Regions from separate parts of the Homo sapiens genome. Here all the other regions are linked to region 4. Evidence: chromatin loops called from intact Hi-C (ENCODE). Cell type or tissue: GM12878. All regions are shown on one strand. Region 1 has its middle 87 kb from the start of CCDC83. Region 2 overlaps PICALM (phosphatidylinositol binding clathrin assembly protein). Region 3 has its middle 26 kb from the start of EED. Region 4 has its middle 11 kb from the start of HIKESHI.

What was found. Hi-C counts contacts between places; a loop is a spot of excess contacts. Peaks named below come from ENCODE experiments on the same cell type or tissue, not always from the same donor. Only the 100,000 strongest peaks of a DNase experiment are listed, where the experiment ranks them.
Region 1: it touches region 4 in a loop (2.9-fold over the local background); 66 of 110 quality-filtered maps call a loop at or near these places.
Region 2: it touches region 4 in a loop (8-fold over the local background); 22 of 110 quality-filtered maps call a loop at or near these places.
Region 3: a loop joins it to region 4, with 4 times the contacts of the local background. A loop is called at or near these places in 3 of 110 quality-filtered maps.

Annotation. Positions count from the first base shown.
Region 1 is chr11:85,939,497-85,944,496 of GRCh38, reverse strand. No RefSeq gene overlaps it. Among named protein-coding and RNA genes, the nearest start is that of CCDC83, 87 kb to the right of the region's middle. In GM12878, a CTCF peak has its summit at 2,930 (motif pointing left); no DNase peak of the experiment used is centred here.
Region 2 is chr11:86,038,990-86,043,989 of GRCh38, reverse strand. All of the region lies in intron 1 of PICALM (phosphatidylinositol binding clathrin assembly protein), which reads left to right. It overlaps LOC124902730 (a long non-coding RNA gene), which reads left to right. Exons shown (of 2, transcript XR_007062822.1): 1 at 1-1,228; 2 at 1,462-1,601. Among named protein-coding and RNA genes, the nearest start is that of PICALM, 28 kb to the left of the region's middle. In GM12878, a CTCF peak has its summit at 1,904 (motif pointing left); a DNase peak (open chromatin) is centred at 1,909; H3K27ac peaks cover 1,614 bases.
Region 3 is chr11:86,216,725-86,221,724 of GRCh38, reverse strand. No RefSeq gene overlaps it. Among named protein-coding and RNA genes, the nearest start is that of EED, 26 kb to the left of the region's middle. In GM12878, a CTCF peak has its summit at 3,061 (motif pointing right); DNase peaks (open chromatin) are centred at 1,724, 2,054 and 3,034; H3K4me3 peaks cover 777 bases; H3K27ac peaks cover 2,765 bases.
Region 4 is chr11:86,288,878-86,293,877 of GRCh38, reverse strand. No RefSeq gene overlaps it. Among named protein-coding and RNA genes, the nearest start is that of HIKESHI, 11 kb to the left of the region's middle. RefSeq lists a silencer at 1,717-2,011. In GM12878, a CTCF peak has its summit at 1,884 (motif pointing right); DNase peaks (open chromatin) are centred at 447, 807, 1,737, 4,737 and 2 weaker places; H3K27ac peaks cover 1,253 bases.

The DNA.
Region 1 (5,000 bases), 350 kb after region 4:
AACCAGCCCCATCCATCATAGATGCTACAGGTCAGCCAGGGGGTGGGAATGCCATGGGTCTTATAGCACTCCCTAGCCAAAGCTTGCTGTGTCATGTTACAAACATTGGCCATGGGACCCCAAGTCTCTAACCATGTCTGGTTTTCTGCAGAAGCTGGATGTATGTGCCAGGGCAAGTCATCTGCAGCTGCTACGGGAAGGGTGGTGCAGATCCAACAGCTGGACACATTGGTCATCTCAGCATAGCCCATTCCACAATGCTGTTAGAGCATGTCAACTTATGGTCAGAATGACAAAGCAGGCACACACAGGTAAATCACTCTTCTGAGGCAAAATACAAGCCAACCTTTTATCTCTGGATAACAATGCAGCCGCCAAGGGCTTCTGCCCTGGGCAATGGTACCACAGCTTCTCAGCTCCCCATGGTTTCTTTGTGTCCTGTATTTGTGCCAAAGTCACTGGGGAGCTCACAATAGGCCATACAGACAATACAAGGAGGGGGGTTCCTTCCCTGAGCATTCCCCTACGAACGGTCAATCATGGAAGCCATATATTGAATACCCAAGGAGTGACATGTAAATCATACTGTAGGCCCTCCCCCCAGAGGGCTACCATAGCCAACCATTGGCAATGGGGGACTTGAAGGGTCCATGTTCAAAGCCAGGTTTTTTGTTCCCCTGCCTTTAGGGGCATTAGGGCAGGCAACCACAGGTTACTGTTGGTCCCCATACCTGGTCAGAGGAGGTCATCCTTCTTTCCATAGGTCTTGCCACATGGCCTGGCCCCAAATGGGCCAGTGACCAACTAGCCAATCGTGTAACTTCCAGGTAGTTAACCACAAGGTCAGGCCTCAGTAAACTGCCCAGCTACTGGGGCAGATTACCATAGGTGTCTCCTTCTTGGTGATCACCATCCATACTGCCCCGAGTTCAGCTCACTGACTTTGTCCACCTCCAGTATCAAACCATATGGTATCAATACTAGGCTGGACCGCAACAGCAGTCCAGGCAGCAGTAACACCCTGGCTGGACCCATCTTTATACCATGCTCCACTGGGAATGGAAGAGGTGCCTGCCCCTCTTTAAATGGTAATGGCTCAGGGTTTAAGGGTGCCTCAGGTTGACCCATGGCCTTATCTTGCATCAGGACTACAGGTCCCAAGACTTCTTGTAATTCTGCTGATAAGGGGCTTTTACTCAGGGTACTCTGCTGTTTTGACTAGGCTCCCCACTTTGCTAAGGTAGATGTCTGTGCCATCCCAGTCCGGAGGGTCATTACCCGTGAAGGTACCCACCCCACTATTGGGTAAGTCATCTACAGGCATGACTACTGTTGTTTGTCCCATCACACTCTCACAAGCCTGAAGGGTGGCATATGCAGCTATTAACTCCTTCCCTATCAATGAATACCAGAGCTCAGCTTCCTTCCAAAGTTGGGACCAAAAGCCTGCCAGTATTCTAAAGCCCTCTGTGTGCTGCCATAGGCCTTGCCAAAAGCATCTGTGGTCACACGCACATCAAGTTCAAATGGGCGCCCCGATCAATTACTTGTAGGGCCTGTGCTTGCTGTATGGCCCACTTGGCTGCCAGAAAAGCCATCTCAGCCTCATTGTCCCAATCCCAAGTAGTTCCCATTTTTGTCAACTGACACAACGGTTTTACCATCTGAGCCAAATGGGGTACAAATGCCCACCAATATCCCAAGAGGCCTACAAAAGTCTGTAGTTGCCTCATTGTTGTGGGCCGGGTATATGCCTGAATTTTATCAGTGATGGCCTCTGGTATAGCCTTTGTTTTACCCAAGCAGATAACTACCAATAATTTGGCAGACAGTTCAGGCCCTTGGACCTAGGATTTGTTGACTGCCCAACCTCATGCTGCCAAATGTTGTTGTAAAAGGGGTGCCACCACTTCTGAACCTGCAAGAGAATCAGAGGTTAACATAATATCATCAATATAATGGAATAGGTGGATTCCCTTTGGACACTTCCAGGCGGCTAAATCCGTGGCAAGGAGACCATGATGTATGATGGGGCTACACATATAGCCCTGCGGCAGCACTGTGAAAGTCCACTGTTGCCCTTCCCATGTGAAGGCAAACTTCCTGGCTCTCTGGAGCAATGTCAACTGAGAAGAATGCATTGGCCAAGTCCACCACATAGTGGTACTCTCCCAACTTCATTGTCAAGGGGTCCATCAAATCCATGATAGAGGGTACAGCTGCATGTAAAAGGGGTATTACTTTATTTAGTTCTCAATAATCCACTGTCATCTGCCAAGTTCCATCAGGCTTCTTGACTGGCCATACTGGAAAATTGTAGGGTCTGTAGGTGTTACACATTATCTGCACCTTTTCTAACTTCTTAATAGTCTCAGTTATCTCTGTATGCTCACCTGGCAAGTGGTATTGACACGTGGAAGTAATCCATAAGGGTTGTGGCAGGACATGGAGCTAGTGATGTGTATGTCTGTGGAGTACCAGCTTAACCCCACATACTTGGAGTCTGAATTCCCCATCCGTGGTTTGTAAAGCCAAGCCATGTAAAGTATCCACCCCCAAAATGTATTCAGGTATGGGAGAAACATAGTTTATAAGTGGGGAGCCAAGCAGCCAATGCCAAGGTGCAAAGATGCAGGTTTCACTTTCACTGACTGACCTCTATAGCCATCTATATATGCAGCCTTGCCTGGAAATTTATCCAGGTTCCCACAGACGAGAGTACAATCTGTGCCAGTGTCTACCAGCACCAGCACCCGCTGTATGTTGGTGGGGGACCAGTGGATTGTCAATTCCACTTGTGGCCTCCAGTTGTCCAGTGTTCCCCCAAGCCGAGCACCTCGGCCAGTTCCCTTATCAAACACAAAAATTTCTATACCTCCATCCATCTGCAAGTAGTGCTTGAGATGGAGTGGCCGGGGGTACTGAGCTGAGCAGCATCATCCTGCCACCTCTTGGGCATTTTCTGGAATTGCTGCTCCAGGGACAGTTGCCTCTACAAAGTTAACGGCACTTCATTGGGTTGCCTATCAATTTTCTCTTGGTCAACCCTATCCAAAATCAAATCAATCTATATCTGGTGGCATGTGGGTCATCCACTGGGGCCCCTTTTTGTCCCATGAGGTGGCACCCTGCAGAAGGGGTACTGTTCCCCTTTTTATGGTGTAGATTCCTAGGTCCCACTAATGGCCCTTTGCTTCCCCAAGGGCCGCCATGGCAGTAGTCACTTCAAGTATGTGGCACCCCACATATGGAGTGAGGAGAGCGGCCAGGGAGCCGAAGGCACTTGGCGGGGCAGAGCCCAATACAAGGTCCCTCATGTGGGAGGTAAAGCGTTCATCATCTGGCCCTCAGGTATTCAGATCGAACATAGCCTGCCATATACCCATCTCCCAAATTACTTGCACCAAATCTGTATACAACTGCCATTTACTCACAGTTTCTGGTATTTCTCTGGTGTCATTCCATACCATTTGTATGGCCACCATCAGCCATTCAATTAGGGTGTGCCTATGTCCTGAATGGTATTGTCTAGGTTTCCTTCTAGGGTTTTTATGATTCTACATCTTACATTTAAATCTTTAATCCATCTTGAGTAAATTTTTGTATAAGGTGTAAGGAAGGGGTCCAGTTTCAGTTTCCCGAATATGGATAGCCAGTTTTTCCAACACCATTTATTAAATAGGGAATCCTTTCCCCATTTCCTGTTTTTGTCAGCTTTGTCAAAGAGCAAATGGTTGTAGATGTGTGATGTTATTTCTGAAGACTCTGTTCGTTCCATTGGTCTATATATCTGTTTTGGTACTAGTACCATGCTGTTTTGGTTACTGTGGCCTTGTAGTATAGTTTGAAGTCAGGTAGTATGATGCCTCCAGCTTTGTTCTTTTTGCTTAGGATTGTCTTGGCTATACGGGCTCTTTTTTGGTTCCATATGAAATTTAAAGTAGTTTTTTAAAATTCTGTGAAGAAAGTCAATGGTAGCTTCATGGGTATAGCACTGAATCTATAAATTACTTTGGGCAGTATGGCCATTTTCACAATATTGATTCTTCCTATCCATGAGCATGGAATGTTTTTCCATTTTTTTTGTGTGTCCTCTCTTAATTCCTTGAGCAGTGGTTTGTAGTTCTCCTTGAAAATGTCCTTCACATCCCTTGTAAGTTGTATTCCTAGGTATTTTATTCTTTGTAGCAATTGTGAATGGGAGTTCCGTAATGATTTGGCTCTCTGTCTATTATTGGTGTATAGGAAGGCTTGTGATTTTTGCACATTGATTTTGTATCCTGAGACTTTGCTGAAGTGGCTTAGCAGCTAAGGAGATTTTGGGCTGAGAGGATGGGGTTTTCTAAATATACAATCATGTCATCTGCAAACAGAGACAATTTGACTTCCTCTCTTCCTATTTGAATACCCTTTATTTCTTTCTCTTGCCTAATTGCCCTTGCAGAACTTCAATACTATGTTGAATAGGAGTGGTGAGAGAGGGTATCCTTGTCTTGGAAGCACAGCCATTTTCCTTATATAGTCACTTGATATTTTCTTCTGACTCAAATTCACACTGTGAAGGAAAAACTGCCACAACTAACAAATTAGGTGGGATTCTTAACATGTTATGACTGGCTTGCTTTAAAATCATGATCCGAACTCTCCAAGTGTGAGAGAAAAAATCAATTTCTGTTGACCTGCTGAAATCAGTGAGTTGCCACATAGGCTGTTTTTGTTGGTTACTAGAAGCTGTTTGATTTGTCCCAGTGGAAAGTAAGTTTTTTTTTTTTCCTGAGAAAAATAGAGATAAATCTTACCTATAACAAGTTTACCATTCTTTAAAAAATGGCAACTTCACTCCATTTTGAAGTGTAAGATACACCCGTCAAATACACAAACCTTAAGAGTCCTGCTTGATGAATGTTTACAAAGTGAGCACACCCAGGTTAATTACCACTCAGATCAAGATTACCAGAAAAGCCCTTCATGTCTCATCCTAGTCATTACCCACCACAAAG
Region 2 (5,000 bases), 250 kb after region 4:
AGCTTCATGAAAGTGGAATATAAAGATTCTCGTTGTTCTGTGTGCATTGGGGACATGGAACGGAACTTGTGTTTTCTGAGTGAGGGAGCCTCTGGCAGAGAGTCTAACTGCAATCCATTATTCCCTGTGACTGGGCAGAATTTAAAAATTTTTAAGAGAAGAGATGAAAAATCTTCTGGATTCCTACTTAATTTAGACATGGGTTTGGCTCTTAACGAAAAACTTTAACCTACCTACAGGGAAGGCTTTTTCGCTGTTACCCTTACTTCTGTCTCCTGGATCTTATGAGTGGAGAAATGAGCCTTTGTTTCACTTACAAATCCACAAATATTTATGCTGTCATATGAACACATGTATAAGGCGCTGTGTCACATTGTGGAAGATACAAAGAGACAGGATTCCTGAGAATTTAACAAAGTTAAGAATGAGTGTTATTAATTAAAACAAAAATGGGACATTTAGGTTATAGTTGAGACCATGTTCTTGTTTTTTAAACGTGAGATGTTTTTGGACACAGAGGTGAAAAATTCTAATGTCTCTAACTCCCCCAGAAGACCTTAGATTGATTTTTCTGAGAAGAAATTTGTGAATGATTTGCATAGAGATTTTCTTTGAGGTTAAGAAATTAGATGAGTTTCCCGGGGTGAAAAAAACAGAAGCAGAGATTATTGTTAAAAATGGTCATGGGTAGAGGGGTTAGAGGGCAAAGTAGGCAGAATAGAAGCATGTTTGTGTTTTAAGGAGGCTAAGAACTAGAATATAGCACTCATAAAAGGAAAATGCAAATGCACTGTGAATAGCTGCTACTGGTAGTGTATTAATTTCTTAGCTACATGTAAACTTTTATTAGTGTGCTTATAACTAAGGTGATGTGTAATATGTCATCCAAACTTGGGTCACTTTTAAGAGTGAAAGGGTGTGCTATCTGAATGGGACCCTGGACAACAGGTGTGAACCAGGACTGTTCCAGCAAAACCAGGACGGTTGGTCATTCCTAACTAATAACGTACTTTTCTCCAGACTTAGTCCCAATTCCTTTAACCTCTCCAGAATTATCTATAAATAATTATAGATATTATACCATAAATGTTTTTTCCTTTATAGTACTCTGATCTGCACTTGCAGAGCCTCTCAGTTGTTGGTTTCTTTTTCCCTGTCTTGTTGGAAAGAAAGGAGAATTTTTCTGCCCCCACTCTGGACCCTGCTTGGGTTCACAGCATTGGTGGAGGTAAGTAGTATTCTCAATGTATTGTTAGTTGACTTTCATTTTGCTTAGGAAATGAGGTTTCTGTATTTTTCTGATCCAGTACTAGATTTTTTTTTTTTTTTGAGAGTCCTGATGATATTTAACTGGGCTAACGAACAGTTAGTAAGTTCTTAGCATGTAATACAAAAAAGTGTTTGTAATTTTGGCATTTGTTCTTAAATTACTTGATACTTAATATGTTTTCTTTCCTATAGGTGGGGTTGTCATTGTGAAATTTAAGATCTTCAAAGAAGAGAATGTAATTTATACCATGAATATGTTATTTTTTCATGTTGGAGCACTGTAATACTTTCAGTTTGTTTTCTTATTGTTTAAATAAAATTTTTAATTCTTATATTAAGTGATGAGTTTTTATTCCATTAAGTAGCTTTTTATTGTCTTGTATTTCTGATAAATTTAAAATTGACATAGAAGTAATAAATCTTTGAGATGGTGCTTACCAAAATATGATTTTCCTCATCCCTTACAGTAATCCTTATTTGGAATCTAGGATGGGCCTAAGGTATCTAGGTTTGAAAATCACCACTTTAGAGTACTAGAATGGAATCCTAAACAATCTCAGATTTAAGAATGTGGTTTACAGATGAGCCTGAATGCATCTGTGTTCTTGCCAGGGTCCTGTTGTTCCTCTGTACAGTCTGCCATCTAGTGGTAGGAATGCAGAGTTTACCAGAATGCCAACGGAAAGCTCTAGGTTTACACTTTCTTATATTAAGAAGGCTTACGTAGTAATTTAAAACATTTTGATAATCAGAGGAGGGGGGAGGAACAACTCTTTCATTTGAAAATACAAGTCAGTGGCAGTGAAGTCAGAGTATTCCAAGAGTATATGTTTTTCTATAGAGCATTTTCATGACTTAAACTTTCCACTTTTGTTCTAAGAGTTTTTGTATTTATGACATTAGTGGGTAAAGAGACAAATGAAAGATAATTTTAAGAGACAGTAGATTAGACTGATCTGAAAAATGTGTTTTCAGTGTTGATTAAAATTTTAGAGCAATTACATAATGACTTCATTTAAAACAATTTAGTTTGCACTTTTAAAATTAAAGTTTGAACAGTTCGGTAAATTTGGCTTGGGTTCAGCCATGACTTAAGAGGCTAAATTTCAGACATATATTAATATATAGTATCTTAGGAGTTTGCTTTGTGTACCCAGTTCTATCTGAATTCTTTCTTCTCTACATATTCCCTTTTCAGTTCCTCATCTTTCCTCTGCCACAAATAAAAAGGATGTCAGTCCTTTCTCTGCCAGGAAAATGCCTTTTAAAAAATCTCTTCTGTGTTCCGTTCTTGAAGTAGAGGCTTTTTATTGAGGTAGTTCATAATATCAGTATAGTGGCAGGAGGAGGAATATGGGGTGGTATAAACTTGAAAAAGCAATTATGCTGCTCTCTAGATTGCTAATATATTTTTTTCCAAATTTGCTGCACTGAAGCTTAGACTAAATAGAATATTGTTGCTTTCTACAGATGTCTTCTAAGTTACATTTCATTTACTAGTATTAATTTAATAAATATTTAAGGTGTATCCTGCTAGGTGCTGGCAATTTGAGGATGAAGAAGTCATGGACTGCCTTTAGTGAGCTCTCTCATAGGAGAGACTGATATATGAGCTAGTAATTGTAATGAAGTGTGAAAAGTGCTGTAACTATTGTATGATGAGTTAAGAGAGTATGAAATTGAAACCAGGGAAAATTTGCTTTCCCCTCCAAAACAATTGCCTGGTCTTTTTGCCATCTCTGAATCCTATACATACAGATTACAATCACCATAATGTATTGTGAGGCTGTATCTTTACCCCCAAAGACCTCAGTTTAGTAGGGGAGAAATTTTGCATCTTCTCAGCTTTGTATATCTAAGTATTTGGCATATACTTAGGTGAATCCATTGTTTATTTGAATTGCATCCGGGTCATTTCCAGCAAAAGGGATAGCTCTGAAAGTGTGTGGCTTCATCCTGTGTCTCACTTAAAGCATTTTGGAATATATACACACACTTAAACATATATACACCTATACTGTTTGTACCTGAATGTAAGGTAACCCCAAATATAAAGCAAGCCTGCATTTTCCCAGAGACATTGACAGCCCCTCAAGTTTTATTTATTTAACCTATTTAAATATGTAAATGTTAGGGATATAGATGAAGCAGTCAGCCTCATAATATTGAAACTCACTAGTTAGAATACATATGAAAGATTACTATAAAAAGTAATCTGGCTGAGTGCGGTGGCTCACATCTGTAGTAATCCCAGCACTTTGGGAGGCCGAGGAGAAGGATCCCTTGAGCCCAGGAGTTCCAGACTAGCCTGGGCAACAGAGGGGGAGACCTCGTCTCTATAAAAATAAATCAATAAAATTTTAAAAAGTTATTAGAAAGAGAAGTAATCTGTGATTTTAAAATAGTAGTTTCTTTTCGCCACTCATACATACCTCACCACATGACATTTGACTCATTTTACATTCATGTATATATTGGATATTTTGTGTTTTTTTGGTCATCCACAGCCCCTTTTTTAAAGTTATATAACATCTTTCCTTTTGTGTAAGATCTTTCTAATTTACATTAGAAATTTTTTCACAGACTATCACCATCCATTCTTATAACACTAAGACAGTTTGTTTCTTTCGTTCCTCATGTATATTTCTATATTTCTGATCTCTGCATCTGCAACATAACTTTATTTTGTTGCCTTTTTTTTTTTTTTTTTTTTTTTTGAGACGGCGTCATGCTCTGTCGCCCAGGCTGGAGTGCAATGGCGCGATCTCGGCTCACTGCAAGCTCCGCCACCCGGGTTCATGTCATTCTCCTGCTTCAGCCTCCTGAGTAGCTGGGACTACAGGCTCCCGCCACCATGCCCAGCTAATTTTTTTGTATTTTTAGTAGAGATGGGATTTCACCGTGTTAGCCAGGATGGTCTCGCTCTCCTGACCTCGTGATCTGCCCGCCTCGGCCTCCCAAAATGATTTTGTTGCTTTTTAAAGTTCTGAAGACACCCAACACAATTTTGCAATTATGTGGTATATATTCCCAGGAATACTTACCTCTGTTAAATTTTTTATTTCTTCATAAGCACCTGAAACTAGCATTGTTGGAGGTCTTTTCAGGTTACCTTCTTCAGGAAGAACTTTGTTAAAATAAACAGACCAGATAATGAGATGATTTGTGAAGACTTATGGCAGTTTTTCTATTGAATAGTTTTTAGAGAGGGAAAGTGCTGTCATTTTACCTGGCAATTTTACAAATGGTAGAATTATTTTTACATTTCTGGTGGGGGGAGGATTGCCTTTTAAAATTTATTTTAATTTATTTTTTTTTAGACACAGAGTGTCACTGTGTTTCCCAGGCTGGAGGGCAGTGGTTGTTCACAGGCATGATTATAGTACATTACAGCCTTGAACTCCTGGGATCAAGGGATCCTCCTGTCAGCCTTCCAAGTAGCTGACTACAGGTGCATGTCACCATGTTCCACTCTATTTTTACATTTTCTAATTTTTAAGTGTGGGAATCTTAGTCCATTCATGTTGCTAAGAACACAGTGACAGAAATAGCATATCTAGTTGTGCTAATATACTGATTTTTTTCCTACAGCTGCACTTTTTTTTTTTTTGAGATAGAGTCTCACTCTGTTGCCCAGACAAGAGTGCAGTGGCATGATCTTGGCTCACCACAACCTCTGCCTCCCAGATTCAAGTTATTCTCCTGCCTCAGCCTCCCAAGTAGTTGGGATT
Region 3 (5,000 bases), 72 kb after region 4:
GGTAGATAATGTCAGAAATTAATTGAATTGTTGGACAGTCAATTGATGTCAGAGAGCTGAAGAAGTGATGTTGGAAAAGATACCATATGTTTGTTGTCAGGAGGGAAAAAGCTTTCATGCCGTTTCACAAAATTCTCAAACCTGTCGGATTCTGTCGTTGATGATTAGCAATACTGATAAGTTACTTTAAGCAGTTCCTTCAAATCCATGTTTCAATTTGGTTTACCCTACTGCCTTTTATGCAAAAATATTAATTTGCTCTGCTAATATTGAAATCGTACTATGTACCAGGTTTTATCCTAGAGAATAATGGTGAGCAAAACCAGATATAAGTCTCTATTTTCATGAGTCTGCTAGTGGAAACAGATGCCCATCAAAAAATCACATATACAGATACATTTACAACTATGTTAAATACTATGGATGAGAGGTTTATGATGTTGTGATTGTTCTCAAAAGAAAGATCATGAAACACTTTCCTGAGGAAGCTGAAATCTGAAGAACCATAAAAGGTCAACTAAGTGAGAATATGGGAATGGGTAAACTTAGATCTTGCATCTTGCAAAGACTTCTGGGACTGGAGTTTCTTATCTTTACCCTCCTATCTCAGCACCCTCCTCTTGTAGATCCCCCCCCCACTCCCCCACACAATTTCACTTCTATTAAGAGCCTCTCAGAATATACTCAGAACAGCATCAGAGGAAAACATTAAATAAAGTTTTTTAACAGATAATAGTATTAGATGTTCAATAAAGAAAGGCTCCTAGCTTCTTATAATTGAGTGCTGGTGTCCTAATCAGCTTCCTCCTCAAATCCTACACTGATGCCCAACTGGGTGTAACTGGTGTTCACCCAGTGAGGGCCTCAGTGATTATGAAAATAAGAGAGCTATGAGCCAAGACTGGTGGACCACAGTGGAGCAACTTACTTTGCTGACTGGAGTACAGCATGTCTTCACAGAGATTTAAAATAGGTTTTGGAGGGTAGAATAGGAGGGAGGACTTCCAGGAGAAGGAAACAGCACCCACAAAAACACAGACGAGTGAAAGAACACCATGTTTTTGCAGGAATGGCAGGTAGTTTAGACTTCTTTTAAGTAAGTCAGGAAAACATCCTGATAAAATAGTGAAATTAAATCAGTTTTTAGAAAAATAAAGAACTAAAGTTTAGTAAATGTGAAAAGTCCCACAAATAGAACTCCTTATTCCTTTAAAATCACGGATACAAAAGTTGTTCCTACACATATTAATCTGAACATCTGCAATTGTCATAGGTTCCAAAAACTTTAGTTTAATTCTCCAGAATCTCCTAATATCTTATTTAAAGTCATTCTCCTTTTTTTTTTTTTTTTTTTTGAGACGGAGTCCAGCTCTGTCGCCCAGGCTGGAGTTCAGTGGCGCCATCTCAGCTCACTGCAACCTCTGCCTCCCGGGTTCACACCATTCTCCTGCCTCAGCCTCCGGAGTAGCTGGGACTACAGGCGCCCGCCATTACGCCTGGCTAATTTTTTGTATTTTTAGTAGAGAGAGGGTTTCACTGTGTTAGCCAGGATGGTCTCGATCTCCTGACCTTGTGATCCACCCGCCTCAGCCTCCCAAAGTGCATTCTCCTTTTTGATTGGCATCACCTGCTGCCTTTCTCCTTTCTCACTGTATTTAGAGCAATCTTTGCCAAATGATTTTTGTGTCTTTCCAGACCATGATGTGGTTGACTAAGAATTTGTTTAAGCCTAACTATTTTTCAGTTCTTCATTTGACTCAAAAAGTAGTTTGTTGTAGAATAGAAGCTTCCCCTTGAAACAGCATATGGCAAGACCTGGAATTAAAAATAGACTTAACCACTGAAAAATTCTTCCATAAAATTAAATTAAATACGTAGTACAATTCTCTTTTACCATGTTATCCTCAATGGATAAAGATGAACTTTTCTCCTTATTAAAATTGAGAATGTTGCAGAATATTTCCATTATGTGCGAAGAAAAGAGGAACTGGCACTTATTAGCACACATAGTATGCCAGTCTCTGTGACAGGTGCAATCTGAGCGCCATCCTACCACTATGCTTGAATAGAGAGATGGTCATACAATGTCAACATGGTAATAAACTTCAGAGGTCATATAACCCACTGCTTTGGTTCTTTAGAGAAAACGCTGAGGCCCAGAGAGTAGGTTAGTGATCATTCAGTTCATTAAAAACCAAATGGGACTTGAGCTGAGTTTTCTGACACTTAGTCAGTGTTCTTTCTATAACATACTGGTATTCTCAGGAGAGAATTCGTCATGACTTATAGTTACATAGTCACCATTCTTTCCTGTATCTCTGTCTGCCCCATCTCTTTCTTCTATTTCTTCCTTTCTTTGTATTTTTTCATCTTTAACAGTAATGTTTTCTCTATTCTTAGAAAATTGGGTGTTTGAAAACAGCCCTCAACAACTTAATTCAACTTTTATCTAATGATTATTAACTGAATACTGCATCTTAGACACCGTGCTGGGTAATTGGTTGGATACAGTAAGATAATATATACAGATATAACTAAAATACAAGGCAGTGTATGATAAGAACTTTGTAAATAAGTTTTACAGGATTTCAGAGGTAGGTGTGGGGAAAGTGGCCAGTGAACTGGGCTTTTAAAGAATGGAAAAGGTTTTCATAAGGATAAGGGCTGAAGGTAGGACAATAATTTTACACAAATTGAAGAGCAGTAATAAGGATACAGAAGAAGGGAGCAACGCAAGTTGGAGAGATGTCAAGTAGAATTGTATGAGTAACAAACTGTCTTACAGGAGAAAATGGAGGACAAGGCTGAGAAACAGGCTGTTTTATTTCTGCAGCAGGGCAAGGGATCCTTCCCCTTATCAAGGCTAGAATACAAAGAAGGTGGAAGCCCCTATGACAGTCAGCTGTCATAGAAGTTGTAGATAGGTCACCTAGAGGCAGCACTGGAAACCAGCGAAAGTCAGCAATCCAGGTGACAAAAGTATCAACGAACTGGTACGAAAGCTACTACCAACTGGTACAAAAAGAACCACAGTCCAAGGAGACGCTTACTAGCACACGCCTACCTCCAGGGGGTGCTCAAGGCTTCCGTCCTTCCTTCCAAAGAAAAAAGATCTCTGAAGAGACTCCAGGACAAAATGGGGATTTCAGATATAGATGGAGGTTTTAGAGAAATGATTCTGCAGGGGATTCTGTTGAAGGAATAAAGTGGTTATAAACAGAAGTGGGCTGAGAGACTTTCCCCGTCAGTGACCTCTGGCGACTCGGCTTTTGTTAACTCTTGTAATGCTTTCATCTTTTCATCTCTTCACTGCCTTGGGATTGGTGTCTGGGACGTTCTCAAGTCAGGAGGGCAAAAGTAACCTCAGGGAGTCCACTTTGTTCAGTCCAGCTGCTGAGGCAAGAGATCTGATAGGGTTTGGAGCCCAGCATGAACTGGCAGCAAAGCATAGGCGTTTGTCCAGCGTCCTCTGTGTATGTGTTGGATGAGAAGCTTGTGCAGTCACATGCAGGATTCAGAATCCTGGCAGATTCTGAATCCACCTCCTAATTGTACAAGATTGGCATCTGGTGTGGTCTCGCAAGGGACTAAGATTTAGGAGGAAGGAAATTCATAGCAGGATTCTTGCTGCGAGGAAATCTTACCCAAACCTTTAATTAGTGATTACCAACAGGCAGAGATGGATAACTATTTCTAAAGAAAATGTACTCTTGAGAGGCTGAGACTACAAAGGCACATAGCTGCATATTTGTGAGGCTCCATCCCTTATGGTGGGAACAGAATCTGGCCTCGCCAGGAGTCACTTTTGGGACTAGAACATCCTGCCAGCAGAAGTCTGGAATTTGGAGAAATGCAAAGCCAATTGTGAGGTAGATACCTTCTCTACAAAGTAAAGATTGTGTTCTTGGACAGAGCCAGCCCTCATTTAATTTAGGAGTGAGAAGGTGGAAATGCGAGAAGCAATGGCTTGAATCTAGGATCCTGGAGAGGTGTTTAATCCGTAGGAATGAAGCAGACCTGTGAATGACATAGGGAAGAAGGGTGCCAATATCATAAATTGTTAGTTTTGTTAGTTTTAGTCCACGGTGGTGTTCAGACACAACTGTCTGGGAGGGAAGGCAGCCTGCACAGGTGTTGAACTTACCCTAGCATGTGGGTGTCAGAATGTCACAATTAAATCTTATTTTTTCTTTATACATTCAGAGAGCATTTAAAAAATTCTATTCTATGGTTCCAGTTATAGGAGTCACATTATTATTCTAGCATGCCATCTGATATTAAAATAATTTAATATGAAGGCCTATGGGTTCTAACACAATAACTTCTTATCCTATCATTTACATACTTCTAATTTCTAATATCTCCTATTTTATTCTATTTATTTATTATTTAAAGGCAGGGTCTTGCTCTGTCACACAGGCTGGAGTACAGTAGCTACGATCATGGCTCACTGCAGCCTCGACCTCCCAGGCTCAAGTGATCCTTCCACTTCAGTCTCCCAAGTAGCTGGCACTGTGGTTGCATGCCACAAGTCCAGCTAATTTTTTTAAAATAATTTTTTTGTAGAGATGGAGTCTCACTATGTTGTCTGGGCTGGTCTCAGACTTCTGAGATCAAGTGATCCTCCTGCCTCAGCCTCCCAAAGTGCTAGGAGTACAGGCATAAGCCACTATGCCTGGCCTCTCTTATTTTTAAAAATAATACTTATCTTTTTATCTCATTATAAAATTTATGAGTAATTGATGCAGAAAATTTGAAAACACCAGAAATACAATGTAAAACAAAAATTAGTCATAATTCTACAACTCAAAGGTAAGCACTATTAACTTTTTTTAAAATTTTTCTTTGAGATAAGGTCTGGCTCTGTTGCCCAGGCTGCAGTACCATGGCATAATCGTGGCTTGCTGCAGCCTCAACCTCCCAGGATCAAACGATCCTCCCACCTCAGCCTCCTGAGTAACTGAAACTACAGGCACACACCACCATGCCTGGCTAAATTT
Region 4 (5,000 bases):
TCCTGCCTCAGCCTCCTGAGTAGCTGGGATTACAGGTGCCTACCACCATGCCCAGCTAATTTTTTGTATTTTTAGTAGAGACAGGATTTCACCATGTTGGCCAGGCTGGTCTCGAACTCTTGACCTCAGGTGATCCACCCGCCTTGGCTTTGCCCAAAGTGCTGGGATTACAGGTGTTAGCCACTGGGCTCGGCCCATGAAAATAATTTTTATGTATTAGTTTCCCTTTCCTATAGCAAATGCTGGTAGATGTCTATTTAACATCCACTTCTTCCCTTCTTCCTTGTTAACAGAACCCCAATTTTGTCCTGGCATCCATCTCTCCTCTCTGTGACTCAGAAGCCCCAGGGGAAGCCCCTATTTTAATCAACAATTTACTCTTCTCTTTGCGGTGATTGGTTTAGGATCAGCCCCATAACCTGAAAGGAAGTGTTCTGGGAGCTTCTGAGAAAAGTGTCTTCATTGTAAGAAGGCCACAGTAAAAAATTAGTCAAGTGTTGTGGCACAGGCCTGTAGTCTCAGCTACTCAGGAAGCTAAGGCAGGAAGATCGCTTGAGCCCAGGAGGTTGAGGCTGCAGTGAGCTGTGATTGTGCCACTGCACTGCAGCCTGAGTGACTGAGTGAGACCCTGTCTCAAAAAAAAAAAAAAAAAAAAAAAAAGTTACACAGCCAGGCATAGTGGCTCACGCCTGTAATCCTAGAAATTTGGGAGGCTGAAGTTAGAGGATCTCTTGATCCTAGGAGTTCAAGGCTACAGTGAGTTATGACTGTGCCGCTGCAGTGAGTTATGACTGTGCCGCTGCAGTGAGTTATGACTGTGCCGCTGCAGTGAGTTATGACTGTGCCACTGCACTCCAGCCTGGGCAGCAAGTGAGACCCTGTCTCTTAAAACAAAATAGAAAAAGCCATACAAAGAGATGATCACTTTCTGTCTCTGTACTTTGACATATCTGAAGGTGATACTTGGAGTTGTAGCAACCATTTTGAAACTTCAAAAGGAACAACCTGAGGCCTGTGAGGTGGCTCACGCCTGTAATCCCAGCACTTTGGGAGGCCGAGGCTCAATCACTGGAGCCCAGGAGTTCAAGACCAGCCTAGGCAACATGGCAAAAAAAAAAAAAAAAAAAACCAAAAATTACCTGGGTGGTTGGCACATGCCTGTAGTCTCAGCTACTCAGAAGGCTGAGGTGGGAGGGCCTGGGCCCAGGAGGCGGAGGCCCTGACCTGGGGCCAGGAGACAGAGGTTGCAGTGAGCTGAAATCACATCACTGTACTCCAGCCTGGGAGACAGAGTGAGACATCTCAAAAAAAAGAAAAAATAATAATAATAAAGGAACAACCTGAGGAAAATGCCAGTACAATCAGAAAGGCAGAGAATGAGATGAAAATAACTTGTCTTTATTGATGTCTTGTGCTGTTGAATCAACTAGCCCTAAAGCCTATCCTACCTTTGTACTTACAGTTATGTGAGATAATATATTCCTTATTGCTTAAGCCAGTTTTAGTTAGCTTTGTTGTTACTTACAACTGATGTTATAATTAACACAACATCCACTAGAATATAAGCTCCAAGAGGGCAAGGAATGTGTCTATTTTGTTTACTACTCTGTCTCCAGTGTGTAGTCCAGCACCTATCCCCTAGCAAACATGTAATAGTTATTTACTGAGTGACTATAAGCATATTATATCAATCATCATTTGTTAAGTACGACTGCAACTGACACTTGACTAGACAGCATAAAGATCTAATTAGGGAGCCTGACTACTCTTGACTGTGAGTCAGTTCTTCAAGAGAACTTTACCTTTGCTTTCCACAATCTGGCATACAGTCAACCTCTACACATTTGGTGACTAAATTGACCAATGTCACAGAATTTTGCCAACTCTCCAGCAGGGGGTGCCCATAACCAGGTATTCTGGGCTCTGGGAAGTTTTTGGTTTTTTTTGTTTTTTTTTTGTTTTTTTTTTTTTTGCTCCTCAGCCCCTCCTTTGCTGCATTGCCCTTCATCTTCCCCCGAACCCCTCTTGGAGCCAAGGAACACAGCAATGCAAGAAAGCTCAGAAGGGACTTTTCAATTTTCGGAAACTCAGTGTCTGTCCTATCCCAGCTTCCAGCACCTGTTAGAGAGGGCTGAGAATATGCTTCTATGATCAGAGGATGCTCTCTTAGGTCAGGGTTAAGCAAACATTATCTGTAAAAGGTCAGATAGCAAACATTCTAGGGCCATAAGGTCTTTGTCCTGTCATGCCCTTGTAACACAAGAACTGCTGAGCCAAGCATCCCTGCAGCCTTTGTACTTCTGGCTATGCAAGATCTTGTATTCCTTTATTACTTAAGCCAATTTTAGTTTGTTTTATTGTTACTTACACCTGAAGATATAATTAACACAACTGTCCACAGCTAGACCATATAAGCTTCAAGAGGGCAGGTAACTTAATAAGTAAGTAAATAAAAGCATAAGCAAAAGAATGGGTGTGGGTGTAACTGTGTTTCAAAACAAAAATTATTGACAAAAACAGACAGCTGGCCAGGTTCGGCTAACCACTGCTTTAGGTGAACAAGGCATTGCCTAGGTCATTGGTTTTCAAACTTGAGGGTGCATCAGAATCACTTGTAGGGCCTATTGAAACACTGATGGCTGGGACTCACTTGAGTTTCTAATTCATTAAGTCTGGGCTAGGGCTGGAGAATTTCAATTTCTAATAGTCTTGCCAAATAAAATATAGAATTCCCATATATCAGATTCTTGAATTTCAGATAAACGATGAATAATTTTTAGTATATGTATGTCTCAAAGATTTCATTATTCATCGTTTATCTGAAATTCAAATTTAATCTGGCATCCCTAAATCCCTAAATCTGGTAGTCTTAGACAAGTTTTCAGGTGATGTTCATGCTGCTGGTTCAGGAGCCACAATTTGAGAAACAATGGCAATATAGTCTCATACATAAAGTTGCCTTGCTAATTCAGAAGTCTTGAGTTGGAGTGAAGTAAATACCCATCAGTCTAATACAGGATTTCTGCACGCTCAGTCTGTATATGTGAACAGGTACCTACTTGGTTCACAAGTTTTAGGTTTGCCTAGATACTTTATGCATTCGTTTTCAACAATTACGTATTTGTTGTACACTTACTATGAATCAGACAGAATTTACTTCAAATTTCAACCCTGTACATAAGATACTAGGCAAGTTTTTTAACAACTCTATTCCTCAGATTCCTCATCTGTAAAATTGAGATGACAATTTCTCCTTCATGGGGTTGTTGAATGGAAATGAAATAACATATATAAAGAATTTACCACAGTGCATGGTAAAGAATAAGCTGGTCAGTACTCAACTAATAGTGTAGCTACTACTATTGAAAATACAGGCCAGCCACGGTAGCTCATGCCTATAATCCCAGCACTCTGGGAGGCTGAGGTGGGTGGATCACCTGAGGTCAGGAGTTCGAGACCAGCCTGGCCAACAAGGTGAAACCCTGTCTCTACTAAAAACAAAAATTAGCTGAGCATGGTGGCAGGCGCCTGTAATCCCAGCTGTTTGGGAGGCGGAGGCAGGAGAATCGCTTGAACCTGGGAGGCAGAGGTTTCAGTGAACCAAGATCGTACCATTGCACTCCAGCCTGGGCAACAGAGTGAGACTCCATCTCAAAAAAAAAAAAAAAGAAAAGAAAAGAAAGAAAATACAGTAATTCTCCAAGTGTGAACCCTGGAAAGTGTGGACCCTGGGCCAGCAGCATCAACAGACCTAGGAACTTACTAAAAATGCAAATTGTCTGGCCCCACGCCAAACCTACTGCACCAGAAATTCTAGGATGTTGCACAGCAATCTGATTTATCAAGCCCTCCAGATGATCCCAATGCATGCTAACATTTGAAAAACACTGCTGAAGAAAACATAAGAGGCTGTGTGTGTATTGGGGCTAAGAATACTGGGGCAAATGGGGCACAAATCTTCCCCTTCTTTTCCCAGGACAGTTTTACATAAGGGACTAGACCTAGTGGTGTTCCAGCATGCCTTCACCTCCCCTATACTCTCTTCTATATAGCCTGAAAATCATCAGAAATTCACTTAAGCAAAGATTGTTTAGCTGATTTTTTCATTCATTTGACATTTCTTTGAATGTCTATTATGAGTCATATAGTGTGTTAAGCAACGGGCATTCAAAAAATAAGGAAAGGGCCAGGCGCGGTGGCTCATGCATGTAATCCAAGCACTTTGGGAGGCCAAGGCGGGTGGATCACCTGAGATCAGGAGTTCGAGACCAGCCTGACCAATATGGTGAAACCCCGACTCTATTAAAAATACAAAAATTAGCTGGGCGTGGTGGTGTGCACCTGTAGTCCCAGCTACTTGGGAGGCTGAAACAGGAGAACTTCTTGAACCCAGGAGGCAGAGGTTTCAGTGAATGGAGATCGTACCACTGCACTCCAGCCTGGGCGACAGAGTGATACTCTGTCTCAAAAAAAAAAAAAAAGGACGGGGAGGGGGGAAAGGCTCCTGTTTGAAGAGCTCTTAGTCTGGCACTGATTTTAGAGCATAGGAAACCACAAGATGTGTGCATTTCAATGAGATGCTAAAATGAGCAGGTCATTAAAGGAGGTAGAAGAGAGGCAGTAACTCAGAAAGGCAGAGCCCTTTCCAGAGGACATTTGTTTTACAAATATTAACTGAGCCCAACATCATGCATGTAGAAAGCAGCCTGACTACCTGGAAAGCCTCTACTACCAGGAAGGCAGCCTAGCAGGCTGCCTGTTCTAAACCTGGCAAGGCCACCAGAAAGAGGCATCAGACAGTGAGGGGCCCTATCAAATCCTAGTCTGTTCACAGCTGGCGTCTTGGATGTACTGGCCTTGATTATGGCCCAGAAGACTAGAAAGCACAGCCACAGACGAGAAGAGTCCTGGCAGAAAGCTGAGTCAGGCCCCAGTCTGGGACAGGAACTGCTAAATCCTAGACACAGAAGCAATTCAATAGGCGGCAGAGCTAGTGACAA